Regions from separate parts of the Homo sapiens genome. Here regions 2 and 3 are each linked to region 1. The links are chromatin loops, found by intact Hi-C in ENCODE. Cell type or tissue: CD4-positive, alpha-beta T cell. All regions are shown on one strand. Links, peaks and the distances in the headings refer to the core of each region. The heading gives the core; the rest is flanking DNA. Region 1 overlaps LOC100506403 (a long non-coding RNA gene). Region 2 overlaps LOC100506403 (a long non-coding RNA gene). Region 3 overlaps LOC100506403 (a long non-coding RNA gene).

What was found. Hi-C counts contacts between places; a loop is a spot of excess contacts. Peaks named below come from ENCODE experiments on the same cell type or tissue, not always from the same donor. Only the 100,000 strongest peaks of a DNase experiment are listed, where the experiment ranks them.
Region 2: it touches region 1 in a loop (2.2-fold over the local background); 3 of 110 quality-filtered maps call a loop at or near these places.
Region 3: a loop joins it to region 1, with 2.2 times the contacts of the local background. A loop is called at or near these places in 2 of 110 quality-filtered maps.

Annotation. Positions count from the first base shown.
Region 1 is chr21:35,424,096-35,434,666 of GRCh38, forward strand. The region is part of intron 2 of LOC100506403 (a long non-coding RNA gene); the gene reads right to left. Among named protein-coding and RNA genes, the nearest start is that of MIR802, 290 kb to the right of the region's middle. In CD4-positive, alpha-beta T cell, for the core only: no CTCF peak of the experiment used is centred there; a DNase peak (open chromatin) is centred at 4,556; H3K4me3 peaks cover 467 bases; H3K27me3 peaks cover 408 bases.
Region 2 is chr21:35,502,748-35,513,318 of GRCh38, forward strand. The region is part of intron 1 of LOC100506403 (a long non-coding RNA gene); the gene reads right to left. Among named protein-coding and RNA genes, the nearest start is that of MIR802, 210 kb to the right of the region's middle. RefSeq lists enhancers at 3,608-4,197, 5,441-5,961. In CD4-positive, alpha-beta T cell, for the core only: no CTCF peak of the experiment used is centred there; DNase peaks (open chromatin) are centred at 5,884 and 6,434; H3K27ac peaks cover 535 bases.
Region 3 is chr21:35,549,024-35,559,594 of GRCh38, forward strand. All of the region lies in intron 1 of LOC100506403 (a long non-coding RNA gene), which reads right to left. Among named protein-coding and RNA genes, the nearest start is that of MIR802, 170 kb to the right of the region's middle. In CD4-positive, alpha-beta T cell, for the core only: no CTCF peak of the experiment used is centred there; no DNase peak of the experiment used is centred there.

The DNA of each region.
Region 1 (10,571 bases), core at 804-8,803:
GTTCCTGTTTTCTCATTTCACCTTCTGACATCACTTGTAAAATGTATATTAAGACAGCAGCATACTATTTTTTGAAATGAGACACTTAAAATACCCTGAATCAAGTAAAAATATGAAAATCTTTAAATTAATAATAAGGACTTGCTGGCCTTCAGAACATTCATTTGAGCTATTTTTGATATGTGAGAAAGTTGTGCAATCTCGTCTCTTGTAATGTGACTTTCACTAGTGTATTAGAGAATATGTTATTCCAATTTGCAAAAATTATGTAACCAAGAATTTATTTGCTGTCTTTCATATGCCAAGCAGTGTGTAATGGAGAATAAAGAAACTCAATACGTGGTTTCCGCTCTGAAGGACCTTACTTGTTAAGCAGGGCAAGACCTTAAGACAAGAAGCAATAATGGGTGAATAAGGTGAGGTGATGAATTTTTCAAGACTAAGAAAGCTCGAAGAAGGAAATATGCAGTCCTTGGAGAGACAGGACCCAAAGCAACCTCACAAAACCAGTCCTGTTTTGACTGAAGAGTCTGTCTGGCTTAGACAATCCTTTTCATCTTTTGGTTTCTAGTTTGGTACAGGGAAAAATGTCCTTGATACGCCAAAGCATTCTCATGAGAAATGCACCAAAATTTTTTAAATGTGCATTTATTTGATGATCAGCAAATGTTAGGTCAATTGTGGTAAAATGTTTTCTGGGTCGGGCGCTGTGGCTCACACCTGTAATCCCAGCACTTTGGGAGGCCGAGGTGGGCAGATCACAAGGTCAGGAGATCGAGACCATCCTGGCTAATATGGTGAAATCCCGTCTCTACTAAAAATACAAAAAATCAGCCGGGCGTGGTGGCGGGCGCCTGTAGTCCCAGCTACTCGGGAGGCTGAGGCAGGAGAATGGCGTGAACCCGGGAGGTGGAGCTTGCAGTGAGCCAACATCGCGCCACTGCACTCCAGCCTGGGTAAAAGAGCGAGACTCCGTCTCAAAAACTAAATAAATAAAATAAATAAAAAACTTTTTCTGACCAAATGGACACCTGTTGGTTTTGCCTACTCAGCACCCATTTCCTTGTTGTTGTTGTTGTTGTTTTAATGCAAATATTTTCCTTTAGAAACCACCTCTCACCCACCCTCAGACTAACCACATTGGCTGGGACTGATCCCACTTATCCCTATTTTCCTATGGGCCCTGACAGCAGCCTGGCCATTCAGAGCAGTCCATGCCTCAGGCCAGACTTGGGCTCAAGAATTGGCATAGCTTTGTGTATATGGAGCCAAGACGTACTTTGAAAAGTACAACGTTGTTTAATAAGTATTTAAGTGCCCTTTTCATCTGCCAATCAATTTAAAATAAGGTATTGAACTACTAGTAAAGTCTAAATTAACGTCATAATATTAAAAATAAAACGAATATGATATTCAAAAATATATCAATGTCTTGGGAGGGTTTTAAACAAGCGTTTTAGAAATACTTTAGAAACAATTATCTGGGCCAGACAGATATAGTGCTTTATGGACTGAGTTGTAGGTTTATGATCCTTACATTATCCAAAGCACCTGATAAATCACAGGGCTGTTTCGGCTCTTTCCAATGGTCACTGAAAACTTTGAGTAGATATAATTATCAATGTTATGCACATTTTCTACATATTGAAAGCACTGGAAGCTCTTCCTACATAAAGTATCAAAATATGAAATAGTTTGAAAAATGTGTCAGGCTTCATTTTATTTGATAAAATGCTGTATTTAAATATAATTAAAATAAAAAGTCAAAACCACATTAAAACTGTGTCAATATTTCAGCAAAAGGTGATTTTTTTTCCTCAAAACTCAGAAATCTATCCCATCTCAACTGATGTTCCACGGGCTATACAGTATATTTCCTGTATGTAAACAAGTAAAAATAACACCAGCACTTCTCCAGGGCTTCTGTGTCAATATGTTATCAGAAAATATCACCTATCTCTCTCCCCTCTTGGGCTTATTAAAATGAAATTTGGTAAGTTAAATCAATTAGATGAAAAAATACTTTTTTAAAAAGTTCAATTTTATATTTTAAAATTAGAAGTAAAAAAACTCATATTGTACTTTTGCTATGTTGAAAGCATTGCTCATTTCTTGATAATGAAAAGGGAAACGTTACATCCAGTTGAGAGGAAAAAAAAAAAAAGATGCTGATGGTGATGCTGACTTAAAATAAATAATCACAAATAGCCACGCATTTGTAGCCCTGCACTTCCAGACTTCCCTTCATGAAAGCCCTTGGGATTGGGGCCATTTTTAAAGGCTCTGGAGTGACCAGAACATTAGCTAATTTCAGAGAGTACAAAATGAAATACTATCTATGAATTCCAATAAGCATCGTCTCTAAAGATGACTTCTCAGAACTGCGGAACTCTTTATGGAGATTTTAGCTGGGATGATGGTGCTTGTAAGTAATCTCACCCCAAAGCAGTTCATTTTCAAGAAGACACTTACATCACTAATTGTTCTCACTCAGAGAGCTATTTAATGCTCCCAGATCCTCCAGCCCCTCCCCACTGCTCTCCTTCGTTCCAATGCTGTCTTGTCTCCTAATGAGAAGCCTGCAGCATCTATCAGCCCTCCCAGAAGCCCTGTACTCCCACCTCCTGCATGGGAATGTATAACTGCAGAGGGGGCTCTGAGCAACAAATGACTCTTCCTTAGTGAGGAACGAGATAGACTAAGAGTTCATGGTAAGAAAGCTCAGAAAGTATAAACAGAGCACCTTAAAAAACAATGACCAGCAATTTAGTACAGATAGAAGTAACAGCGAGTTAGTAAGCTCTAAAGCAGAATTGTAAACCCCTATTCTTCAAAAAGCATAGTACATTCTAAGGAAAAAACTGAATTATCTAAACACTCTAGAAATCTAAAAAAGACAACTCTAAACCAAACTAAATGTTTCTACCCCAAAGAAAAGACAAATGCTGATCTTAGAGAGTTTACATGCTCCTAGAGATCTTTGAGGTTAAAAATTCCCCAAATGATTCATTTTGACCACCTCAATTTTGGTGAGAAAGGAAGAAGACAGCTTACGATATTGAAATTAATGTGCATGGGGAGTATTCATCCTGCATGGAAATCACGTCAAAGAACACCTTAAGTTGTTAATTTCATAGACTTAAAATACTTTAAGCTTCTTAGCATTTATAGGAAAAATTACTACATTTCATGATAAGCTGAAACTAAACATTTTCAAGAATTTTCTTGTATGAAAAGAGGAGGAGATTAAAGGTATCTTTCTTGGGATCATGGAAAGTCATCAAATTGATACAAATTGAGTGTTAACTCTTTTTCTGTTCCTTTTATTGTATATCCCCCAGTCATTTATCCTCTTTGTGGTTCAGCGCCCTTCTTTGTGGAATCAAGCTGTTTTGAAAGTGCTAGATTCTCTACCCAGGAAGATAGTGTACATTCTAGGAGTAAGTGAGCCCCCACTGAGAGATGTGTGAATTAGCCCTACTGTGGGATGGCGGACAATGTGTAAACTCTCCTCCAGTACACACACACCTAGTAATTTAGATAATTCTATTAGCCATATGTTGCTAGAGATTTCCCTTTCCCATAAGCAAATCACAACGAAGGGAAAGGTTGTTTGAGCATCAGCCAAAAAAATAAAAATAAAAAATAAAAAAAGAATGTTTATTGATGGCTTTCATTGTGCTAGATTCTGAGACTCCGTGAGATAGCCCATTCCCCCTGGGTTTTACCCGCCAGCCCGGGAGCTATGACACAAATTCCGGGAGATGAACTGAGCAGCCTCAGCTCAGTGTTGGCTGTGAAGGCAAGAGGCACATGCTCTAGGAATTCCAGAAAGGAGGTGATACGAGGGACCGGGCTGGACAGCAAACAGCATTCTGCAGAAATTATATGACTTTTTTTTAAAGACCTTTTTATCTGGAAATAATTTCAAACTTACAAAAAATTACAAAATACCACAAAGGTCTCCTTTATGTCTTCACCAGATTTCTCAATTATTAACATTTTGTTATTTTTGCTCTGTCATTTTCTACCTTATGAATCATTTGAGAGTAAATTACAGACAAGATGCCTCTCTACTAAACACTTTAGTGTGTATGTCCTAAGAAGGACATGCTCTTACATAAGCTCAGTGCAGTTATCACAGTCAGGAAATGATCATTGACACAATACTCTCATCTAACCTTGGAGATGACTTTTTAACTGCCCCTTTTGCACAGTTTCTCCTATTCCATGGGTTTCTGTGTATTCAAAACAATAAAAAACAACCCTCATTTTTATTTGGGTCTTAAGAGATTCCCAACAGGGAGAGAGGTGGACCTCAAACCATCCAAACCTCAGTCCAAAGAGTCTCCAATAAGATGGCATTCAACTCTCAAAGGAAACACATTTTCAACTCATCATTTAGCCAGCTTCATTTCTCAAAATTCCCTCTGACAGCAAAAGTTTTAACAGTTAAGTTTCTGCCAGAAGAGTTGTCTAGCAGTTGTTCCCGTCCCCTGTTCCTCTGTGCCAGCTTCCTCCCCCTCCCTGTCTGCCCCATGTCTGACACCGAAGCCACATCAGACGCTGGGAGAAGAAGCAGACACACACCCTGTCAACACATCTTTGGCTGCCCGACTCTCAGCACAGTAGTGGCGGGGGGTCACCAGCAGACAGGATGCTTCCCACATGGGGATGATTTAATCCCCAGCGTTTTCATCCAGTGCAAGAGAGAAGCCCGCTGCTTGTGGGCCAGGTGATGGGAATTAGGCAGGAGCCGTGGTAAGAATAAAGGCGCTCCTGAGTGACAGGCATCACCCCTCCTTCACTGGGGTTTTGCCACTGTAAGGCTCAAAATACCCGACAACAAAAAACTTCAGAAATTAATCTGGGATTTTCATTTTAAAAAGACTTTTTGAGCCCTTTTAGGCAGATGCTGAAATCATTTCAACATGCTCTTCCATAACAAGGTTCAGTGTTATTTTAAAAAATTACTTGGAGCAGGGTGTTCATGCTTGGTAACAGATACATTTTAGGACTTGGCTCCTGGGATGGCCTGTTAACCAAATACAATCATGTGATTATTCTAATGACACATCTGGGTCCTTCCAGAAATGTGAAAGAATGAACAATCTAATAACCAATTCCTGGAATAAATCACATGTGCTTTTCCAGAACTTTCTCACAACCTAATACAGTTTTCTTCCATTAACAAAAGGCATAACATTTAGCATTTTCTCTGGCAAACTGAAAGCACAAAGAACCCACAAAAATTAAAAAAGTAAGCGCAGAGAAATATTTTATGATTGTTTTATAGTTTTATTTATGATTAGTTGAAATGAGAACTTGGGTCTTTTTTTTTTTTTTTTTTTTTTGAAACAGGATCTCACTCTCTTGCCCAAACTGGAGTACAGTGGCACAATCTCGGCTCACTGCAATCTCTGCCTCCTAGGTTCAAGCAATTCTCCTGTCTCAGCTTCCTGAGTAGCTGGGACTACAGGCATGCACTACCATGCCCAGCAAATTTTTGTATTTTTAGTAGAAACAGGGTTTTACCATGTTGGCTGGGCTGGTCTTGAACTCCTGACCTCAAGTGAGCTGCCTGCCTCGGCCTTCCAAAGTGCTGGGATTACAGGCGTGAGCCACCATAGCCAGCCAAAGACTTAGGTCTAGACACTTTGCTCAAAATGCAACCCAAAGATTAGCAACATCAGCATCACCTGGGATTTGTTAAAATTCAGACTCAGGTCCCACCCCAGGACCCCTGCATCAAAATTTGGATTTTAACAGGATGTCTGAGTGATCTGCACACACACTAAACTGTAAGAAGCCATTTTTTAAACAAGTGTGCCATCCAGGCAAGGCTAAAAGAAGCCACCAGAGAGTGAAGAAAATCCCAACAGAGTTCGCAGAAGAGGTGGGGGCCACAGTAAACTTAAGGAGTATCAGTATTTTCCAAAGAACCAAAAAACTAATATCCCACTTAATTTATCCAAAATAGAGTTACCAGATATAGCAAATAAAAATACAGGGCACCCAGTCAAATTTAAATTTCAGAGCAGCAATGGACAATTTTTTGGTATGTCCCAAGAAGCATTTGGACACATTTTTACCAAAAAATTATTTGTAGCTTATCAGAAATTCTAATTTAACTGCACATTCTATATTTTATCTAGTAATCCTATTTCAGAGACTCTAGATTAAAAAGCAAATTGCAAATATGTCCTTCTGAATGAAGGTTTCCCTAATAGACTTTGACGAACTTTGCTAAAAGAACGATAGCCTTTTCTTTCCTTAGCTATTTGTATTTGTTTTTGTCTTTTTTCCTTCCTTTCTCCTTCCTTCCTTCCTTCCCTTTCCTTTCTTTTCTTTCTTTCCTTTCTTTTCTCCTTTCCCTTCCCCTCCTTCCTTCCTTTTTCTTTTCTCTTTCACTCCTTCCTTCCTTCTTTTATACCCGAAGTTCATCTTATTTCTCATGTGTTCCTGAGACTGTAGCTAACCTATTTTATTCTCTTACCAGAACCCAGGCAAATAAGTGTTAATCTGGAATAGTTCTACTTGTTGTGGCATGAGAACTGCTCACAACTGGAAAAAAATGGTTTTTACTTACTGGGAGCATCCTGGCTAAATTTGTAAACGCGTCCCTCCGTTACCAATAATAAACGACGTAGGACTATACCATCCAAATAGCTACCTTCCAATATTTTAAAGTGCTTAATTATGAAATGACAATTCTAAGAAAACTTAATAAAATGTAGAAAATACTATACAGTTCAAAAGCAAGATTTTACCTTCTAAGAACAGAATGAAAACAATCAAACAAAAATTCTGAGGCCCAGTGATTTCACTCAAATGAGAAACACAGAAAACAATGAGTAGGGCCAATGTGCAGTAAAAGGCACCTTACATTCATGGAAAAGGAAAGAATTCAAGCATGTGTTAAAAGGGCAATAAAATAAAAAGGAGAAAAAAATATAAAAGCCTATTAAGCCACAAGAATGTTTCTTTTGATGCTTATTTTTGTATTAAATAGCAAAAGGATAATGCCATCAATTAACCATGATCTTCATAATAAAACAGAATATTTTACAGTCAAAAAAAAAACTTGGAAAACCCAGCTTTTAGTTCCCATGCAACATCCTCAAATCACTAGAACAAGTGAGTTGCTAATTTTCTTCTCTGTTACAACAACAGAAATAAAATCTAGCAGAGAACAAAACAGTTACCATACCCACAACCAACATCTCTACGCATCTTTTTTTTTTCCAGCTGCTATTCATATCAAGTTTAAGAAGCCACCCCATAAGTCTCCCAGAAGTCTCTGAAAAATAAAAATAGGCAGAAAAGATGATTACTGAGGACTGTGAGTGGGAAAACCATGTACTCAATTTGTTCCCAAAGTTTTTCAAGAAAGCAAGATGATTTTAGTAACATATTTGCGCTGATTCCTCTAAAAGGACCATGCACCATAATGAATGCCGAGTAGTGGAGTTGGTGGTGACAGTTGGGTTGGCATTCTTAGACCCAGATGTTCTCAGCCAGCATCAGCTTTGATCTCCCTGACGACCTGCATACTCTTAAGATGCTGGTTTAGAAGATTTTTTGCAGAGTGGAAAATACCAGGGAAAGATGCACAGAGGAGTGCTGAAACCTAAATGCTGCCTTAGGTTGGTCAATTGTACCATCAAAGGAATTGAATTTCTCAGAGATAAGAGTTTTGTGTACACTGTAAGATGAACTTTTCCATTCCTGATCACTAGATGGTGTGAAGGAGTCCAGAATATGCCACCCCAAAATATGCCACTTTAGCATGAGTATTATTTTGAGCTGAAGGCAACTGCGAATCAACAGAAGCAGGGAAAGTTCTCTGCCCTCCCCTTATCTGCCTAAAAACAGGGTATAAATTTCCTCTTGTGAAAGAGTCATATATTCCCCAGTCCCCCTGGACCAGGATGAAAAGAATGACCTTTATCACTGAAGAAATATAATTGACACTGAGATGAGTCTGCATAAACAAATTTTAAAATTATCCTTAACTTTTGTATTAGTCAGAGGGACAGAACGCTAGAGGGACAGAACTAATGGAATAGATTAGATTAATAGAAAACTCCATTAACTACCTGACCTCCATAAGCCCCTCCTTTAACTGGAGGACCACAGTGACATTTAAGGTCCCCTTGGATGAACGTCAGTTCACAGCCAGTGTCCAGTAGTCCTCAAAAAGTCTGATCATTTCCCTTTTCCCAGTGAACAGTTAACCCTGGTAAAAGACTGGAGGTCTCCTTGGGGAAGGATGGGAGAAAGAGTCACTGCATAAATAGTTGGTAATGTAGTGCTGGTCCTTCCTCAAAAGAACCCAGACTCCCCTTCATTCAAGGGGTTCTGGGTCTGTAAACCGTCTCAAGTCTGGAAATTGATTGAGGGGCTGTGATTCTCCATTTTTATAATTCAAATTAGACTTTCATCCATTTGACCTAGAAGTTATCCGCTTGTATAAATTAAGTAGGAATGCAGTAGGCTTCCTATCAATTTCACTTCTAGGAACACCATGATTAATTACCCAATGCCAGAGCTCTACATGAGTCAGACTATTCTGATTGCTGCTTTGCCTCGGCTGTCCGTTACGGTAGCTACACCCACCTTGTCTTTGGTGGTTGAGTGCTGCCACTTGGCCCCTGCCACCTGAAGATCCAATTATTGCCACTGTATTTAAATTTTGTAGTTGAGTGACTGTGGTTCCCCGTTAGATCTGACATACAGAAAAGAGCAATTACAGGGCTCTTCAAAGATGCAGGTGCTGCCCTCACAAATCCATTTTGCAAGGCATCGGTCAAGGGTATATTTTTCTGGACCCTCCCAGCTGGGATGAGCAGGTCTAAAGTGACTAATTCACTCCACCATCCCAATCTCCCTAAGCCTTTGGATCCCTTCCTCTACATTAAACCAAGAGAGATCAGGCATTTCCACCTTGCTCACAGGGGTCGTTTTTTAATCCAAATTTTAGCTAACCAGGCAAATAAACTATTAGAACCTTTTTTAACTTCCCGAGCTGCAGCATTAAATGCAGAGTCCTTACTTAGTGGGCCCAAATCAATAAATTCAGCCTGATCCAACTCTGTGTTCCTTCCACCATTATCCCACATCCTTAATATCCATTCCCATGCCTGTTCTCCAGATTTGTTTATATAAATTAGAAAACTCAAACAGTTATTTTTGAGCATAGTACACCCCCTCATGGGTCACACTCTCAACCTCACCTCTAGGGGCCTGCTTGGACTTTAGTCTAGTTACAAATGTAGAAGCAAACAGGGGTGTTAGGGGTGGCTCCTGAGGAGAATCAACATTATTTTGCCTGGCAACTGCCTCAGAGGAGGCCATCACTGTTGCCTCAGGCAGTGCAGGGTTTATCTCCTCAGACAAAGGGGGAAAGGCTGATGGCCATGATGGCATGGGTTGGGGAGTGGATGTTGCCACTAATGGGGATGAGGAAGTTGTTGGTTCTGGCAAAAAAGGCTCATCAGAGTTTACAAACTCAGTGTCCCCAGCTTCATCAGGGTCCCCCCACATGTCTCCATTCCGAGTTGCAGGTTTCCTTTCTTTCCCAATCAGTGCCCTCACTTTAACAGTAGACACCTGGAGAGACTGTGTATGCACCTTTCATTGCAGGTCAGACACTCGCATGATAAAAGCTTGTATCTGTTTCTCCACAATTTCAGCTCTTTCTCTACAGGAGATAAGACTCTTACTCAGGGCAATCTTAGCAGATTTGAGGCTCAGTACCTGCTTCTGAAGTTGGGAACTAGAATCCCTGAGTTCATCATTTTATTTCATCACTTTGTCCAGCGAACTTCAGAGCAACCAACCAGCTTCATTCTGTTCTTTGGTTCTCCACATATGATCAAATGCATTATGTATAGAGTCACTAAACTCCTTGCCTCTCATGAGTGATAAATCAGGAGTGTCAAATGCATTTATTTTGCATAATTCTCTAAACAGTTCACACCAAGGACTATCAGTGTTCTCCATACTATTAGAAGTAGAGTCCTTAGCATGTTTTGATCTAATCATATTAAGCAGTCAGCTCCAGAAATCCCAAAACCAACGAAAGAACTCCATCCTTAATATTATTTTCCTCTAGAACTACTCCTAGTGCCAAAATCTGTATTAGTCAGGGTTTTAGTCAGGGTTCTCCAGAGGGACAAAACTAAGGGAATATATATATATTTATGGAGCTTATTAAATATTAGCTCACATGATCACGAGGTCCCACAATAAGCCATCTGCAGGCTGAGGAGCAAGGAGAGCCAGTCTGAGTTCCAAAACTGAAGAACCTGGAGTATGATGTTCGAGGGCAGGAAGCATCCAGCACAGGAGAAAGATGTAGGCTGGAAGGCTAGGCCAGCCTCTCTTTTCACATTTTTCTGCCTGTTGTATTCTAGCCACGCTGGCAGCTGATTAAATGGTGCTCATGCAGATTAAGGGTGGGTCTACCTTTCCCAGCCCACTGACTCAAATGTTAATCTCCTTTGGCAACACCCTCACTGACATACCCAGGATCAATGCTTTGTATCCTTCAATCCAATCAAGTTGAC
Region 2 (10,571 bases), core at 1,720-9,719, 80 kb after region 1:
TACAGAAAAATTGAGCAGAAACTGCAGACAGTTCCCAAAGACTCCCCCCTTGCCCCAAGTTTCTTTTTATTAACATCTTTTATCAGTGTGGTACATTTGATACTGATATTGATACACTACTATTAACTAAATTCCAGAGTTTACATTGGGAAGCCTCTTTGTGTCCTGTATTCTACGGGTTTTGACATATGCATGATGTCATGCATCCCCCGTGATGGAATAGTGTCACTGCCCTAAAATTCCCCTGTGCTGCATTTACTCACGCCTCCGTGTCTCCCTCCAAATCCCTGGCAACCAAGTATGCATTTATGCAACTATAAAAATGCAGGCTTTATGCAAAATACTATGTAACTACCTTCTAATTTAATATTGACTTTTCCCCGGGAAATCCAAAGTATTGGAGATTTATCATAAGTGATCTTTTCACTGTCTCTATAGTTTTGCCTTTTCCAGAGTGTCATACAGTTGGAATCATACAGTGTGTAGCCTTTTCAGATTGGCTGTTTTCACTTGGCAAGAAGCATTTAAGATTCCTCCATGTCTTTTGTGGCTTGATAGCTCTTATCTTTTTATTGATGAATAACATTCAATCCTATGGATTATTCCAATATATTTCATCACCTACTGAAAGACATCTTGGTTGCTACACATAAGGATGCTATAGACGTTTGTGTGCAGGGTTTTGTATGGACACAGGTTTTGAGCTCATTTGGGTAAACACCAAGGAGTATCCTTGGTGAGTCTCCTGGTAAAACTATGTTTAGTTCTGTAAGAAACTGTCAAACTGCAAAACGTGGTTTTGATTGCCATTATCATTTTGTCTCCTTTTTTTGGAATAATGATGTTTGAGAGTTAATCCAACCCAACTGGTCGTGTTATACCCACAAAAATAAAGGCTTCAGGGTAGAAGGAAGGGCAGGGGAAAGAGAAAGGAAGAAAGTGCATGTGAGAACATAAGCTTCTCAGGATTTTCAGCCAGTTTGTCAAGGGGGAGGGTTTCCTGTTTTTCTCCTCTGTGTTACAGACCAAACGTTGCTGGTCTCATCATCACAGACAAATTAAAGCAGCTGCCAGCACTGCTGGGAAGTCCTAAACCCAGCAGGCAGCTTCTCAGTTGCAGAGACACCTTTTGACAAATTCGACTCCTCCAGGGCCTGTTTGGAGGGAATGTGTGAGCTGTTCAGCTCTTGGGGCACAGCACATAAACCAGCAACAAGCGTCTTCTCTGCATCGTGGTTGACATGCATTTAACCGGTGAATCTGAACCCACATCTGTTCATCCCCATAACACATGGAACATGCTATGATTGTCAATGCCAAAAACCTGAAGTTCCAAAAAGCAGCTCCTGAGAGTTCCTTTCCTAAACAGTCTGGGGCTAAACCCAAAGCATGTGTCCCTTGGTGAGAGAGGAGGAGTGGGCTATACTCTCAGATATGGGGCCATAATCTTAGAAACTTCCCTGCCTCCCACCTCCACCCTCAGCCGCCAACATTAAACAGGAATAACATCGGAAACCAAAGGAGCCACCCAGACAAAACACAATTTATAATATTTTAATCACTACTGGGCTAGACAAATGTCTTCCAACACAAACTTCCCACACATCCTCCATTCCTTTTATTTTACTCCCACGAATCCATAAAGTTCCTCCATGGAGATATTGCAAAACCTTTGTGCAAACGGGATATAGCTTCCAGCTCTTTGTATGATTTCGTGGGAGCTTTGGTACAAAAGAGTGGTTTAGTATCTTGGAAAGTCTCCTTCCAAAGAGAAATGGGATGACATTGCACATTTAAGGTGTCAATCTAAGACTAATTTGCAAGTGACACCGCTGTACAGAGTATGTCAGTGCTAGAAGCGTAGGAACCTGGGTGGGATCTGCAGCTGGCTTCTGCTGAAGCGAAGTGTGTGTAAATTTGGAGAAAAAGCTCAGGGACTATGCATTTCAGTTCTCTCTTCTCTTGTGAAGGAACTGCCCTAAGTGTTCCTCTGAAGTGTATAATAAACTGAAAAATTTATTTACTTATTTTTATCAGTAGACGTCAAAAAGAAGCCTATCCTTTATATTAGAGTTAAAATTTGTACCTTTCTGTACCTGGAAAAATTCTCCTGATTTTTAAAACAGGTCTCCATACCTTTTATAAGCCACAACAAGGCTTCTTTGGAGGCAAGCCACTGTCTGGTGGTCTCAGACAGAAAGAATTCTTGCAGTAAGCCAGGCAAGCAGTACATATCTAACAACATCTATTCCTCCTCTTCTCCCTAACTTAATTTTTTTTTCTTTTTTTTTTTTTTTTGCCAGGAGCAAGTATCAAAGTATAGAGCCTTCAAAAGTGCTCTGGATTCCATTACAAAGAAAATCATGAATAATGCATCCCCACCTCCTGCTTTTATTTAATCTCAATCAGTGAGAGCTAGAAGTGCATTACTGTGTCCAGCTGCATCCCTGGCTCCGGAGGCTGGAACCTGGGGCTGAGGGACCCACAAGCCCCACAGGTGCTGTGCACCGCAGAGCCAGTTAACCAGCAATCCTGCTCAAGCCCCGGGAGACTGTAGCACCAAGGGCTCAACCCTTCCGGATGTCTGGCTTGCCATGGATGGTTCCTATACCTAGGGAGCTGCAGAACCTACTTTGAAACTGACACAGCCTGTGTATCCCGGGGTTACATCTCCCTTTCTCTGTTTTAATAAAGCTGTATTCCTAATAAAAGGAACAAACAGCCTATCCCACATGCTGAAAGATCATGACGAGAAGTCTGCCCAGTCTGTTATGATTCGATGTCCCATAAGCTAAGTCCCTCTGCACTCGTGCACATTGAGCACGAAATATAGGCAAATTGTTATTTCTGTCCATCAAGAGCAAATTATGATGATAGCTGGCTTTTGAATGTTAGAAACTATAGTGTTTTTCATTTCTGGGAGCACATCTTGTGTGTCACTATGTGCTATGCCTTTATGTTAAATAACATGTTTATGCTGGGATACAAAACAGTACGATGGCCACATAAAAAAGACTTCATAAGGTACATACATATGTCATATATCAACATATTTTAATTAGTGTAAGTTCAACATATAGAAAAAACAGCTACTCTTGGCTGGATGTGGTGACTGACTCCTGTAATCCCAGCACTTCAGGAGGCCAAGGCGGGTGGATCGCTTGAGCGTAGGGGTTCGAGACCAGCCTGGGCAACATGACGAAACCCCCTCTCTATAAAAACAATTAGCCAGGTGTGGTGGTACACGCTTGTAGTCCCAGCCACTCTGGAAGCTGAAGAGAAAGGATCATTTAAGCCCAGAAGGTCAAGGCTGCAGTGAGCCAAGATCACACCACTGCACTCCAGCCTGGGCCCCAGAGTGAGACCCTGTCTCAAAATTAAATAATTAATAAATAAAATAAACAAAAAGAAACAGCTACTTTTTGTAATTTGGAATCAGAAGTTTTATATAAGATAACACTTTTGAAATAATCAGGAATGTAAATTTATGTAAATTTAGCTGGGACTCTGTGTTAACATCTTTTTCGTTGTGCCTATTTTTCATGTTTTGCCATGCTAACATTTGCTATGTGCCCACACACACACGTGCAATTCTTTTCTACTCTATTAGCCTCTGGTTCTGTATGTTTCCATCATTAACTGAAGCATTTGCAGAACGAAATGGAGGTTTAGCACTTTGAGAGTTGTTTTATTTTTACAACCTTGGCAAAGCAAGTGTCATTGATTAAATGTCTGAATTCCAGGAGAGAGAAACTTGGCAGATTTTTGCTAGGATGTTGGACTGGTCCCAACCAAAGTAGAGATTGCAAGCGATGGTTCTTATTTTAATGTATGCTAATAGATATCCTGTGGCTTGTCATTGGGTCTCCAAGGGAAAAACAAAAAGAGTATGTGGTGTATTGGGGAGAAGGATAATAGTCTCTGCGTATAGGGTGGAGGGAGGAGGCATCCTGAAGATGAGCAACTGCTTCATTCATTTTTATCTCTTAGAGTAACATGTGCCTGTGTCAGTCCTTAATAACTCTTGTTCCAGAGTGTCCCCAAATCATTATTCACTTGTTTCACTAGTTTTGGTGAAAAATGATGGATCAAGGCTTCATCCTAGCTTGAGATCATTTTTGGATGCTTTTGCTGTTTTGACACCGGTATGTACAGCTGGATCCAAGGAGATACCACCCTTATATAGTTTCACTGCAGCCCACACTTGGTTTTGATTAATTTATTAACCCAAGATGCCCCTGGGGAGAGGGGGGTTACGGGAAACACCTTGAATTCTTTTGTTTTAACATTTCAGCATTGCTATTCATAGAAACTACCAAGCCTTTAAATCCCCTATCTGTTCTTGCCAGCAAAGTAAAATATGTTTTTAAGTGTTTGAAAACAAGGGAGAGTAAATGTGTTTTAAATGTATCACACACACACACACACACACACACACACACACACACACACACACACACTTTTGCCCATTATTGTTCCTGGTCACTTCTTACATCCAGAGGCTGAGAACTTAGACCTGCCCTCTGACCTCCTAAATTATCAGAGGTGAAACTCCCTTTTAAGCAAGATCTATATCTTGGAGAGTTTCCTCTCCCTCCTTGCATTCCCCAGGCCCATCTTTTCTACAAAGTGCTAGAGTGTCAGTTTTATGGGATGTTGAAACCTTCCCAGTATAAATTCTACCCGCATTATTCTTTTCAGGAAGGCTCTACAAACATTTAATAATAAAAGTGAAGTGGGTGCGACTCTTAGTTAATAAATACCTCATCTTGTGGGAAACATGAAGCCTTGAGCATAAAACCAGAGCTATCTTTTCATCTGGGCCTGTCCATCATCACAGTGCCCAAGTGCTTAATTTAAACTGCCACTTCGCCAAAAACCCAACTGGGCAGAGGATGCACTGTTCATGCCAACCACCGTAAGGCCAAATTATTCTATTTCTAGCAACAATCACCTTCCTCAGGAATCTATAATTTTCAGCTTATGATAAACCTTCAATACTTTGGATTTCCCGGGGGAAAGTCAATATTAAATTAGAAGGTAATTATATAGCATTTTGCATACAGGCTACATTTTTATAGTTACATAAATGCATACTTTATTCAAAGAGGTGTTAACCATATGTGTCCCAATTCAGTTTCTAACAAATTTCCTTTCACAAAAAAGATAAGAACTTATAATGGTCACGTAATACAGATAGGTTGTTTTAAGAGGTATGAGAAATTAAGTTGAACATCTTCTGGATATGTGCCTGATTTTGTTTGCCCAAGTCTTACCCTTTGAGCAGATGATGCAAACTATATATTAGTGACTTAGGAAATAATAGTATTTTATTATAAAATTAATAATTGGTCAGAAAGGAAACATCTGCCAATATCATTCTCCTTCAATGTCCTTCAATTCTGAAAAAATAACTCAGATGACATTTTTATTAATACTTAAAAACTGATACTTAAAAAATTCTTAAAAAAACATAATTACAGTCTGAAATATAATAGATTCTCAAAGAAAAGTACACATTCTCCTTTCCTCTTCATTTAGCATCTGTTGTTGGCCAAACAACAGATGACGCCTTGCCTTCAGGGTAAAAATCTAATTTGCATGTAGGCGCTTGAATGAAATTAAGCTCCACAAGGTGTGAATAACAAGGGGTGGCCTGCTCTAGTGACAACAGGCAGCTCTTCTCAAACAAGGACGTTGAAAGCTTGTTAGTGCTAACTGAACTACTTTGCAGCGTATATCCCCATCTGGAGGCCGACATCAAATTTGAGAGTCACAAAGAAACACAAAGGTCATTGTGGCAAACCAGGGCCGTGGCATTGCACAATTCTAGCCAGAGGCCAGACTCCTCAAAGTCTAGATGAATGGTGCCCCCTGGAGCTGTGCAGTGCACAACGTGTGCATCTGGATAGGTCAGTCCTGAGGCCAGCCGACTCATTTTATAAGGCAAGAAACTGCAGCCCAAAGAATATATATGCCTGGTTGGAAGTTAAGCAATGAGGCACATTTCAACTCAATATGAAGAAAACATTTTTGAAACAGGAAGCTGTCAAAGATGATGTTGGTTGACTCAGGAGGTAGTGAGGACCAGTTACAGGACATTTGCAAGCCTAGGCTGCTCTACCATCTGGTATGGACTTTCAGAGGGGGCTTGAAATTAAGGTGTGGGTAGGGGCTGGCCTCCATAGCTGTTAAGGTTTTTCCCAACCCTCAACTAAGGAATCCATTGTTCAAACACAAGTCTTCAGGCTACTGAGCACCAATCAAGGTATGGGGACCCTGAAAGGCAATAGAAATCAAAAGATCTATTTTGAGAGGGCTCTAACTTAACAACAGGAGGCAGCAACATCAGTGACTTTCTCAGCTGCTACAAAAAGTAAACCATCGTCAGACACAATTTTCCCATTCTCCCCCCTGCACTTGCGTCATACCCAACTTCCCCTTCCCCTCAACACTGCAGAACTTACTGATAACTAAGCCATGTCTACCCCTCTAGGAGTAGTTCAAGAGTCCTGGTAAAGACCTAACAGGAAGTAGAAATTACATATGAGCAGCATGTGTGTGTGCATGTGTATGTGCACATGCATGTGTGTGGTATGTATGTACACGTGTGTGTGTGTGCATGCACACACTGCATGGGTGTATTTCCTTAAGCCTGCTTTACAAAATCAAAAAGTACTTCCAGCATCCATATTAAGGCTGTCTCCAGCACTGCATGCCATTGACATGCTGTAAGTCACATAGAGGATGAAACCAGGGTTGGGCAGTCAAGAAGGGGCATTTGTAAGGGCTGGTGGCATGACGGCTCCCATCTGTTCTCTCACTTTCTTCAGAAGTGAAAAATTAGCCCTGGATGGTGTTTTATGAGATACTGAAACTAGAATTCCCTTAACCGCATTCATAAAACTCAAAAGGCAGGGTAGCAATTAGAAAGGTCATGGTTTTTTGGATCTTCAGTCCTGAGTTCCAATCCAACCTCTGCCACCTTGTACTGTGAAACATCGCCGAGTCCAATTAAAGTTTCTGAGCATGGATTTCCTCATCGATAGAACAGAGAAAATACCTTCTGCTGCACAGGGTTGTTGTGAGAATGAATGAGATAACACAAAAGAAACTGTGCCTGGTACCTTAGAAAGACACAGATGCAGGTGGTCATATTTCAAACCCACAATTCCTTCTTCCTGATGTCAAAGCAAACATGAGCAGAAAGAGTTGTACATGAAGAGGCATGGCTCTCTCTTTAGTAATTTTCAGCTTATGATAAATCTCCAATACTTTGGATTTCCCGGGGAAAAGTCCATATTAAATTAGAAGGTAGTTACCTGGCATTCTGCATAAAGCCTGCATTTTTATAGTTGCATAAATGCATACTTTATTCGAAGAGGTATTAACCATATGTGTCCCAATTCAGTTTCTAAACTACATTCGGTCTGTCGTGGCACTAGTCCAATAGCATTCCCAGGACTTGTTCATGAGCCAGCTTCACTCAGGCAAGGCTTTTCCATGTTTTGGTTGCCCCCTTTGAACAAAGCAGTCAACTTAGTTACATTATTAATGAAAATATCTGCACTTTTCCCCAAATATCAAACTGTGTGGTTCTTCTGAGATGCACACTGAAGAAATGAAGCAAATTCCTAGGTAATTCAAGCACAAACTGAATGGAATCCTCAAATTTCAGGCAAAGGGAACACCTTAGCATGAATCACATAAAGTAGAACCTTGCAAGTGTAGACAGGCTTATGGCATCCTATGCCACCTATGTGAAGTAGGAAATGCAAAAGGAGACGAAAGCCATCACCCCAGAGAAGCAGCTCATTCACAGTACAACGATGAACTCCAAAGCCAAATGAAATAGCATTCCTAAGCTTCCCATGACACAAGATTTCCTATCATATTCCTTTGAGTACCAATGAGGTAAATTCTCCAGGAGAATAAAAGATGCAGGGGTTTGTGGAATGTGCTATCCAGCAGTCCCACCCAGGGGCACTGGGACAGGACCCACAATGGGGCTGTCAGGCAAGCTCTCTGTCTGTCCAGAAAACAGGACCTCGGTGAGCATGGTTTTGGGGAATGATGTAGATGGTATAAATATCAACCAAGTCACATGACATCACTCCTCCCAGATCATTCTACTCCTCTCTCAGCACCCTGGCCTGTAGAGAAAGAAGAAAGAGTCGCAGGAGGAATGAGAATGTATGACAACTTTGAGGACAAGGAAAAAATACCCCAAATAAATGTATGATTGCATGTGGCCAAAAAAGAACAAAAATGTTGAGAAGGTTTTGTCATGCATGGTAGGTAGGTTCCATTCATTTACCAGGGCAGGAAAAATGTAAGTCTCTATGATCCCCAGGAATGCTGCTTCTGAATTGAGCCCCTGGGAAATTTTCTGAAAGTGCTCCAGCACGTTGTTTCTCGATCAACTTAGTACGCCCAGTGGTGGTCTCTTTACCTCCCCCAGGAGATCTACAAAGAATAGATAATAGCAATGTTTCACCCTGCCTCGTACCAGATGTGTGGCTGCAGGAAATTTGCATGATCTACCTAAGTCTTAGTTTTTCACGTTTGTAAAGTGGGACTGATAATACTTACTTCAGGGCACAGTTGTTGATTGATAGAGGGTGTGGGTGGGCTTGGCCTCCAGAGTATGTCATATATAAATCAGTCTTCATTTAGGGGATTTTTTTCTCCAGGATCAACTTTACTCTGTAATTCTCTTTGCTGTTGTCACCCTGCCCCACCCAGTCCGCCCAATTCTGCAAATAATAGACTTTCTTTTTCTGACTCATGATAGAAAACTTGAGACATACAGGAAACTATGAAGAAGAAAACAAAAACCTATACTCCCACAATCCAAAGGAAACACCAGTAAAATTTTCTTAGGTATACTTCCAGTCTAAAAAAAATTTTACAGCTAAGCTCCCATTATTGATATAACTTTTAGGTTCTTTTCTTTTCCTATCATTTTATTATGACAGTTTTCTCTTGTCACTATAACTTTTGTTTGTAATGTTATCTGCGGTTTTTGTGTGTGTGATTATAAAAATGATATACTTTGCCTGGAGGTCTTCTTGTTTCATGACAAGTAATGAAGCACCTATAATTGCCCAAACCCATGATGGCCAAGAGGAAGGGCCAGCTCCCAGGATAGGAACAATTATAAAATGGGACTTGGGAAAACCTTTCTTGGTGAAGCCACGTGGCAAGTGTTTTAAGGGCTACATAAATGCAATCAGCAAAGACGCACCATCTGAGTTCCCACACCAGCTCTGAGATGGGGCATGAATATAGACCTGTGGGTCATTGAGCCCTTGCTACAAAAAAAAAAAAAAAAAGAGAGAGAGCGAGCTCTGGAAAAGCCATGTAGCCCACTAGGAAGCTGAAATGCCTGAAGTATAGCTAAAATGCAGTATTCCTGGTGTGCTTATGGTAGGTATGGTTCTGTTATACAGGAAAAAGTATAATTTTAAGGAAAAGATGAAAGGAAAGCAAAGAACATGATCTGCAAGGGCTAGAAGTCTTCTGAATAAATAAGGACTTTAGAAACAGCCAATGGGATAAAATATTCAGAATGTAGAAAATAATAGTCATGACCAAATTATTTCAGGATAATCCCTGAAAAAAGGATGTATTTTCAATTGTATTTTTCTATACACATTTTAATAAAAGTTGAATCATAAAGCTTATCCAACTCTACTCCTGCTTTTGATTTTGCATGTGACTACAAATTTCTTACTCACTCCATTAAAATGACTGCAAAATATTCCAGCAAGAGGATGTACCAGAATTTATGTCATTGTGTGTATGGTTGTTGCATAATTATAAACATCTCAGTAATAAATATCTATGCTGACAGCTTGGTTTTAGCTTCTTGTTATTATACTTCCAAGGAATAGATACCTAGTAGGGGAACTCTGAGTGAAGAGTATCAACTTTTTTATAAGATTTTTACTATGCAAGACCATTTACGTTTCAGAAAAATCATTTCAATTTCCACCTCCCTTAGCAATGACAGAGCAAGTCTACGTGGGCACACCCTTGCTAACAATGGCTTAACCAGGATGGATCTTTGCTAGTTTGATGTACAAAATGCCATTATGGTTTAAATTTGCATTCTTTTTTTTTTTTTTTTTTTTTTTGAGACGGAGTCTCGCTCTGTCCCCCAGGCTGTAGTGCAGTAGCGCGATCTCGGCTCACTGCAAGCTCCGCCTCCCGGGCTCACGCCATTCTCCTGCCTCAGCCTCCCGAGTAGCTGGGACTACAGGCGCCCGCCGCGACGCCCGGCTAATGTTTTTATATTTTTTAGTAGAAACGGGGTTTCACCGTGTTAGCCAGGATGGTCTCAATCTCCTGACCTTGTGATCCGCCCGCCTCGGCCTCCCAAAGTGCTGGGATTACAGGCGTGAGCCACCGCGCCCGACCTAAATTTGCATTCTTTAATGTGATTTGATTTTGATTTTGATTTACTTGGGATTTGCTTGAGAAACATGTTTTCCCGTTTGCTTACTGCTATTTGAGTTTCTCCTGTGACTTGTCTTCATAGCTTGTACCTATTTTGCTCCTGGAATTTC
Region 3 (10,571 bases), core at 1,402-9,401, 130 kb after region 1:
GGGTTGGCAGCAAATGACTTTTTTCCCATTAAGTAGTTTGTGGGTGGAGGCAGATCTCCAAATACTTCGTGGCAGTGCCACTGAGTAAAGCATGGCTCGTGCCTCGATTGGTTAATACCAACACTGACACATGCTCCATCCTCCTGTGGAACAAGAAATACTTTCACTGATATTATTTTTGGGTAGATGAGCTGAGACCTTTCTTCCTTTCTCTGGTCAAATTACTTAGCATGCATGATACATTAAACTAAAAACTGTCCACAGAAGTGGCAATACTTAAGTAGTGATGATCTCATTTATTTGAGGTTTGACACAAGCCAGCAGAGTGTTTATGACTCCCAAGCAGGCATCAACAAACCCCAAAGGCTGTTATCAATACTAAGTATTTGCCTTAACTAGGACATTCCAAGAGTGGCTTCCCATAGTGGTCAAGTGGTAACCTCTGTGGTCAGCTTTACTTGGTGTTACAAGTTATATAAGATAAATACTGGAAGACCTGGTTTAAATTCCATCTACCTGGGCTGATGGTCTGTGCCAAAGAATACATTGTCATTAGCATGTTCAGTTGAGAATTACATCAGATTGCAATGAGTGTAATGACCTCAAACATTTACAGGTAAGACCAGGGACTTACTATGGTGTGCCACTAATGTAAAGAGACTGTACAACAGTGTCCTTCAAACCTTAAAGTGCATGCAGATCACCCAGGGATCTTGCTTAACTGCAAACTCTGATGCAGTAGGTCTGAGATTCTGGATTTCTAAGAAGCTTCCAGGGAATGCCCCTGTAATTGGGATGTAGTTGGTCCATGGCACCCACTCTGAGTAGCAAAGCTGTAAAAAACACCAAATGTAGAATTCAAATAATTTTTCTCCCTTCAAGGCAGTCCTAGGAATGTAAATTCCAAAATTGTAGCCATTGCTCAAGATGTTATTTAATATCTCTCTTAGATACAATTTTGCAATGTGTTCTAAAATCAGTTCAGGTATTTTCTAGTTACTCGTTCCTTTTGGCTCCTGATAATAATGCTCCATTGGATCGTTCAACTCATCTGCCAGCCTTGGTGCCAAAAAAGGCATGAATTCAAAAGATGGGCTCCTGCGTCCACGGGCAAGTAAACATTTTTCAAAGTTGTGTGGAGCAATGGGAACTGTTCTAAAAGGACCTGCAATCGTTTGGAAACTAAAGTCAAATCTGCTAGTTAAATACTAGTCTTGATCATTAGCTCTTCCATGCAAAAACAATCAAACAATAATAATAGTAATAATATAACTAGTACTTAAATGCATTTTGGTTTTGTTTTGTTTTGTTTTTGAGACACGATCTCACTCTGTTAAGGTGCATTTAGCCATTGGCTATAAGCATGCTATAACAGTTTGTTTGTTTTTTTTTCCCACATCACCTCTGGGCAGCATCCGGGAACTCTGTGGGACTACATCGATGCAATGTCAATGAAATAATAATAATCTTTATATCATATGGTGATATTATTCACATTTGTATTTGCTATATAAGATTTACTATGTGACAGGCACATTTCTCAGGGCTGTTTTACATGCATCCACTTATCTGAGCCTCACAGCAACTCTACAATCAAGTCACCCTTCTTACCTCCATGTGCAGGCTGAGACACCTGAGGCATAGAGCAATACAGTAGGGTGGGTGGTTCCAGCAAGCTGGTGAAAAATCAAGAGCCCAGGCTCTATCACTCCTGCATCTTGGTGGCTGCTGTCATTAGGAGTTGGTTTGCTTGACCCAGATAGATAAGTGAAAGCCAAAACCCACTATGACTTCTGTGGAGCTTGGACTCCCCAACACCCATTTCCCACCTTTGCAGCTGCCTGTGCATGGTGATCATGCCACAGCAGGGAGGTTCGGCCTGGCCTTGGCATGCTGAAGTCCAGGAGGAAGCACTGAGTTAAGCTCACAAGTAAGAATCAAGGACATTTGGGTCACCATTTGAAAAACCCTTGTTATAAGGGTTTTTCAACATCACGAAACATTTTTATTTTGTGCACGAAGGAAGAATTGCTTCATACAGTGGTAAAAAAAAAAATTCTATGAAACCTCTGCATTGGAAATGGCTAAAAAATATTAGGACCAGTTGTAGATCAAGATGTTTTATCAGGTTCCCTTGTTAAGTGGTCTGTTCTGGAGCTCCTAAGACATGCCAGGAGATCTGGCAGTAAGTTAAGAATGACTTCAAAGACAGTCCTGCTAAAATAGATACTAAGCATGGCACCCTGGGTCTGGCTTCAGGTAGTAATTGATGTTTGGGAGGTACACATTTTATTTTATGAAAGGAACAGATAAGTTTAACATCATCAGATATTTCTCTCTCTCGCTCGCTCTCTCTCTCTCTCTCCCCCCCTCCCTCCCTCTCTCTGGAAGCAAAGAGTATGTTTGCTGTGTGTGAATCAATTTAAACTGGTGTGTGATGGAAATATTTCATGGTGAGTTGCCCGTGTAACTGAAAAAAATTATAATAATAGCAAACACTTAAATGGTTTATGCTGTTTATAAGTATTAGCTATTTTAATCAACAAATTGATCCTATGAGACAGGTACTGTTATCATTCCTATTTTTCTAATGCAGAAACTCTATAGAGAAGTTCTGTGACTCAACTGAAGGGCCAGATGGGGAGTAAGCCATGGGGATAGAATTTAAGTTGGGGCAGTCTGTCCTCAGTGCCATTGCTCCTGCCCTCCAGGAACACTGCCTCTCCATCAAAGTTCCTCTCCTGATCTTACCTCCAGGGACCTCTGCACAGGCTCTTCCCCTTTTCCTGCAGTGTCAAAATCCTGCCCCTAGTCCTCAAGGAATGACTCCTCTGGAGTCCCTCAGGTTTAGAGTTGCCAGATAAAATGCAGGATCAAACATTGCATAGAAGAGCTTGGGCACGGTGGCTCACGCTTGTAATCCCAACACTTTAGGAGGCTGAGGCAGGAGGATTGCTTGAAGCCAGGAGTTCAAGACCAGGCCAAGACCAGGGCAACACAGTGAGATCCCATCTCTGAAAACAAAATTAGTTGGGCATAGTGGCACATGCCTGTAGTCCCAACTACTCAGGAGGCTGAGACGAGAGGATCACTGGAGGCTGAGGCTGCAGTGAGCTATGATCATGCCATTGCACTCCAGCCTGGGTGGCAGAGTGAGACCATCTCTAAATATGTATTTATACACACACACAAACTATACACACATACATGTGCACACACACGTATAAACATACATACATATTATATATTGCATAGAACATACTTATACTAAAATTCTGTTTGTTGTTTCTCTGAAATTCAAATTTAACTGGTTGTCCTATATTTGTATTTGCTATTAGGTTGGTGCAAAAGTAATTGCAGTTTTTGCCATGACTTTCAATGGCAAAAACTGCAATTACTTTTGCACCAACTTAATATATTTCACATTCCTACTTAGAGATTAGCTTCAATACCTTCTCCTCAAAGGCCTTTCCACAGACTCAAGAGCACACCCCCTCCCCACATTGCCATTGTCTCCTCACTGTAAATCTCTGCATGGTACTCAAGCACATCTGACGCCTGCTATGAGAATGTCACCCAGTGAAGCAGAAGACAGACATGCTTGTCCATCTGGTCTACCACTCTATAGATTGGATAAAGATAATGTGGCACATATACACCATGGAATACTATGCAGCCATAAAAAAGGGATGTCCTTTGCAGGGACATGGATGAAGCTGGAAACCATGATTCTCAGCAAACTAACCCAAGAACAGAAAACCAAACACCGCAGGTTCTCACTCATAAGTGGGAGTTGAACAATGAGAACACATGGACACAGGGAGGGGAGCATCACATACCAGGGCCTGTCAGCGGGTGGGGGGTTAGGGGAGGGATAGCATTAGGAGAAATACCTAATGTAGATGACGGGTTGATGTACAGCAAACCCACCATGGCACGTGTATACCTATGTAACAAACCTGCACGTTCTGCACATGTACCCTGGAACTTAAAGTATAATTTAAAAAGAAAAAAAAAAAAGCCTAAACGAGTCTCTGATGAATAACAGGTATGTGATAACAGTATGTGGAAAGAATAAATGAATGTGTGTCACCTGCTGCAAGACTTCTGGAGGATGTTTCCTTACCTCCAGAGAACACAGAAAAGTTCACCAGAAGATGTGCTATACGTCCTTGTCTTTTCCATGTTTTGTGTGAGTAACTTGGAACTAAACACACGTTCCTAATTTCCTACTTCAAAGGCAATGAATTTCCCAGTGCCTGATGATTATTTATATTTTAAATATTTTGAAAGAAATGTCAGTTTCCTTGCAACAAATTAAGTGTATGTTCTTGAAAATGGAGAGCACGATCCCCTCAGCATGCATATGGTAAATGCCCTCAAACACGCAAACAGAGTCCACGTCTTTGAAAAACACTTTCAACACAATAACAGCCAGGAAGAAGTGGTCTATTTTTATACAGCAGCCCCCACATGACACAGCAAATCAAACACATTATTTCACTAATTCTTTTTTACCTGTTGCTTCAGGTGAATAAAGTCACAATGTGTGTAGAACAAGTGAGTGACCCTTTACAAAGACTCTTGTTCCCCCTAGAGATTTCATTGTGGCAAGGAAATAGCTCTAGAGTAGATCATTTTTAACCTAGTGAACAGCCACAATGAAGGTTTGATAAAAGATGAACCAAATGAAGTAAGAACAGGAAGCTTGAGACTCTCTGCTCTGCTCAATCCATACCATTTCCAGAACGGGTCAAGCACTCAGAAGTGCCCTGTGGCTGTCTGGCACTAGAAACTCATGGAAGGTAAATTTTTTATGTTTTATTTTTCATTAAAACAGACTAAGAAATTGCCTAAAGGCAAGTTCCATATGTTTGGCTGTTGTTTAAACCTTAGTTTCTTAAATACATTTGAATAAAACTATGACAGAAGAATCATTGGTCGCTAATTTTTAAAAGAGTAAATATTAGGTAAAGATAAAATGAATTACTGACTTTATTTCATAGTTATAATATCTTAAGTTGGAAAGACTCTTTTACTTTAATCATTGTGGGGAAGAAGTATAAGAAAAATTTTAAGACTATTGGGGTGCAAACCACAGGGTGTAGCCTATATCTACTCCACATGCACCCTTCTGAAGTTCTTATATCCTAACCTCATTTTTCATCCAACCTTAAATGATACCACAAAAATGCACTTACCGACCAAGCCTTTTTTTTTTTTTTTTTTTTTTGAGACGGAGTCTCGCTCTGTCGCCCAGGCCGGACTGCGGACTGCAGTGGCGCAATCTCGGCTCACTGCAAGCTCCGCTTCCCGGGTTCACGCCATTCTCCTGCCTCAGCCTCCCCAGTAGCTGGGACTACAGGCGCCCGCCACCGCGCCCGGCTAATTTTTTTTTGTATTTTTAGTAGAGACGGGGTTTCACCTTGTTAGCCAGGAAGGTCTCGATCTCCTGACCTCATGATCCACCCGCCTCGGCCTCCCAAAGTGCTGGGATTACAGGCGTGAGCCACCGCGCCCGGCCCCAAGCCTTTTTTTTTTAATGTCAGAACTTTTCTCCAAGTGAAAAACACCAATAATACACACCCTCCATTTTCCCACAAATCCCTCTTCTTTCCCCATATCTTATCAACCTTTCAACGAATTGGTCAACACTCTCCATTAACAAACTTTTAAAGTAAGAAAAATGGATGATGACTGCTTAAAATGAGAATCCTACTGTAAAAATCATTGATTCTTTATCTGGAAATTCCAAAATGTCACCCAATGTAAAATGAACTGGCTTAAGGAGAATTTTATACTAAACTTTCTCATAAAATGTTATTTTTTAAAAATAGGGAGGAGTGAAAATGAACTTACTGGGAGGTACAGCAAACTAGCAAACTACTTATTTTGTATTTGGGGGAATGTGTGGAACCATTTAGAGGTACAGAAACCCTCTCTGAAAGAAAGAATGATTTGACAATGTTATCTGAAACTTCCCAATGCCAATCTTTTCAAAGTCTAGCTGTTTTATTAGTTACTGAGAGAGGGATATCAAAATCTCCACCTATGGTTGTGAATTTATCTATTTTTTCCTTTAATTTTGTCAGCTTTTGCTGACAAGTCATAGCTCAAATTTGGGAAACACTGTTTCGGGAGACCACAGAGGAGATACAACCGTGGAACCAAATGAACCATGATGTAGCTCTCTGAACTGATGTTCACAGAAGTCACTGCCCTACACATTTGGCAATTCTATTTTAAGATATGACCATGTTTTGGTCTATATGCAAACCTTTCCCTGAAGTGCCATTCACCTTTTCCTGAATTGTCATTTTTCTCAAACTGTTGACTAAGGATGAACATCTGTTAAGAAGTGCCACCTCCTGTCTGAGAAACATGGAGCATGTAAAGCCACTGTAGGGAAGATGACATGCAATCACTATAACGCACGGGCTTTCCTTTAAGTCAGCTTTGCCATGTAATCTCTTCAGCATGCATTAGCTGTGTAGCCATTGGGATGTTTCTTAACTGCTATGAACTCAATTACATCATCTGTAAAATGTCTTTGAAATAACTATCTCATTAGGTTGAAGGCCATGAGGATTTAATGAGATAAAGTATATATAAACTGCTGTTCATATAGTAGGTGCTCAATAAATGCTAGCTTCCCTTCTGCATTTCCGTTTATATGCTAGCAAGGTCAAGAGCAGATGCATAAACAAGACCGAATTTTCTAGTCCGTATTTATAAGATCTTAACTCATGTTCAGTAATTAACACTAATATACACAAATGAATATAGAACAAAATGACTTATACACACTTTCAGGTATCTCACACACAAATGCTTTAAATGCCGTTGAAAAGTTTTGGGACCTTTTCAGTCACTTTGAATATTCGGTTCATCGATCTTCCTTTGCCCCCAGGCACCATTTGGGGGTCTCACCATATCCTTCTCTCTGTGACTCCTCTGGTTGGTGCCATGGCTGGCAAAGTCCTAAGGGATGCCAAGAGAATTCCCCTCCATCAGAGCATCTGGAGAAGCACACCACCTACAGAGCTCCTGGGACAGGTCCAGGAGGTTAAATGTCTGTTTAGAACCATTATCCATTCTCTATTACACACACAGGGGACAGTCCACGACCATTCATTGCATCAAGATCAAAACATAATGTGTTGCAGGTAGGGAAGATACACATCACTTGGCAATTGCATTGCATTTGCTATTCAGGTTCTCAAAGCCTTGAAAGACAGCAAATGTCTACAATTCCCCAGTGCGAGATGATGGGAGATATAAACTAAATGGCAGAGATCAAAATCTCTTCTTTGGCATTCCGCAACACTTGAGACAGCTTAGTGCCAAGAGCACCAGATTTAGAGTCTAAAGACCTGGATGTGAACCTGAATTTTAGTTTAGATACTGGTATGTTTCCGAACCTCAAATACAAGACCTGTAAGATGGGGATAATAAAGACTTCCTCCTGGTGTTACTGTTCAAGAATCAGATAAAGCAAATATGTGAGATATTGGGATCATCTTTGCTTACCTTGTAAAAGGCAGACTCTAAATCATTTCTAGGAATTATCAAGGTCTATACCTTCAGTGCTGTAACTATTCTCACGTTTTGCCAGTAGCTTTCCTCCAGCTGGAGTAAATTGTAAAATCCCTCACTGGTATCATGATGCTGTTTAAGGAGGTGGTTTTTCAGATGAGAGCACCGAGGCCAATGTAAATGCCACATGCATCAAATTCATGTGTGCTGATTCAAAGACTAATAGTCTTTTAGCTCTGCACCTTCTTTGTGACAAAATAAATTTGTCATCAGTAATGAAACTTAAAACTTGGCTGGCAAATCCTTAATGCTCTTTGCCTTTAAAATAAAATTTGAAAAACCTTCAGTTCTATGTATTGACATCTTTACCTCTGATATATTAACAAACCATTAGCAGTTTAAGGGCTGAAAGGCCCAAGTAGTGTTATGCATGACGTCTGGGACATAGCTGAAATTCAAGGGTCTCACACCATGACCTGCCCATTATTTCAACTGAAACCTCACTCCCGCACCTCGGGCACCCTAGGCACAGGGGATATTCTCAGAAAATGGAACATAAATGGCATTGGAACATGGAGACAAGACCTTATTAACTAGAATTATCACTCGACTTTGGAAATTACTTTAAAACTGAATGCCATTCTCATGGATAGTAAAATATGACACCCAAGGCGGTTCTCAACACTTTGAAATCATTTGAGTTTGGATTAGACAAAACTCCATAAAATATACACATTTGCATGCACAGAGAAAGATCAAGATTATGTGTACATGTACTTAGCTTACGAATTATAAGTGGATTTTTTGTGTATTTTTACATTGTTTATACCCACATATAGGCATATATGAATATTTACAACGAAGCCAAAATTTTTTTAAACGTACTCCAAATCAAGTTAATACTCATTAAGAAAGGAAGAACAAAATACAGCAAATTCTCCATTATTTGTGTCAATAAGGTTAAGGCACAGGTTCAGATTTTGCTTTGAAATGCAGAATGTGATGATTTTGCAGCATGCTTATTCATATTAAAATTTTCCCCTCAGGACAGGTGGAGAATAGCTAACTCCACAGCTATGAGAAGTAGCCTGGGGGTGAATCAAACAACAAAATATACTAGGTGCATGGAATTTTACTTGGAAGTCACAATATTCCCATTTTCCAGGTAAGAAAACTGAGTCTTAAACCACAGTGGTAATAAAGAAAAAATTGTTCATGACATGTGTTAAAGACAGGAAGGAAGACTTTATTCAATGGGAGACTATTGTAATAGGTATAGGGGCCACTGCAATATAATTTTTGAATGGGAGAGACAGATTGGAACGAATTCCAAATACAGCAAGACCAAGTGGAAATTTACAGCCAAGGAACAGGGTAGGGACCAGTGGATGGAAAATTAATAAGAGGAAACATCAGAGGTAAGGGGAACGTACTTACTTAATACAGCAAATCAAACACACTATTTCACTAATTCTTTTTTACCTGTTGTTTCAGGTGAATGAAGTCACAATTTGTGTAGAACAAGTGAGTGACCCTTTACAAAAATTCTTAGCAGGACTCTTGCTGAAGACAGGCCAGGGTGATCACCCATTATGGGGGATGGTGAAGGATGAGGAATCTGATCAGACATAGAAGGTGATCGAATATTGAGGGGGAGGGGTTCTGGGTCAACTGACTTAGCAGGATTCTTGCCAACACTGGACCATGCATGAGAATCCAAACATCAAGACCTAATCAGGGAGAGACTTTAGAAGGAGAGAATCTTGGCTGGGTGCAGTAGCTCATACCTGTAATCCCAGCACTTGTGGAGGCCAAGGTGGGTGGATCACGGGGTCAGGAGTTAGAGACCAGCCTGGCCAAGATGGTGAAGCCCCATCTCCACTAAAAATACAAAAATTAGCCAGGTGCAGTGTCGGGTGCCTGTAATCCCAGTTACTCGGGAGGCTGAGGCAGGAGAATCACTTGAACCTGGGGGGCAGAGGTTGCAGTGAGCCGAGGTCACACCACTGCACTCTAACCTGGGCGACAGAGCAAGACTCCATCTCAAAAAAAAAAAAAAAAAAAAAAACAAGGAGAGAATCTTTGTCATTTGTCAAAGCGTACCACAAAGGCTATTCCCATTTTCCTTTTATCTTTAGTTAACAAACACTTAAGTCAGTGTAACTGTGCACCAGGCACTATTGTAAAGAGCTTTATACATCTTAACTCAATTATCCCTCTGGACCACCCATGGAGGCAGTACCATTATTAGCTTTGTTGTACAGGTGAGGAAACTTAGGCCAGAGAGCTTAGTAACTTGCCAAAGATTGCATAGCTGGTAGGTGGAGGAGAAGGGATGGAGTGAATCTAGGTTTTGTGGGGCCTGAAACTTACACAATTTGTGGAACTATGTAAGAAAAATAATACAAAATAGGAAATACAAAATTAGTCATGAATGAGAGAATAAATCATAACAAATTACTGATGCCGTGGAGATTCAGGGCCTTTTGAATCTAGTTGGAGTAGGGAAGCCAGTGTGTGGTCAGGAAACATTGCTAGTCAATTGACTATTGACGAGATATCAATATCAACTATTCCATCCAAGAGATATCAACTATTCCATAATTTGCTCCCGGGACATTCCATCTGCATTTCTAACTCATTTGCTTTGTATATTACGTTCTTTGACTTCACCAGGGCCTTCCTTGCCCTTCCATTTCCCCTAATCTTACTCACCCTGCTGTCTGGGATCAAGTACTGTACCATCCGTGACGCCACTAAAAGCCAGGGCCATTCCTCCCTCTGTGGTCTCCCAGAACAGTGTTTCCCAGGCTTTGAGCTGTGACTCATAAGCAAAGGCTGACAAAATTTAAAGAAGAAATAGATAAATCCACAACCATAGGTGGAGATTTTGATATCCCTCTCTAACTGATAGAACAACTAGACTTTGAAAAGATGGGAATTGGGAAGTTTCAAATAACACTGTCGAACAATTTGACTTGTCCAGCTGTAGTAACTACAAAACTTCAGAATGCATGTTCTCTCAAATGCACGTG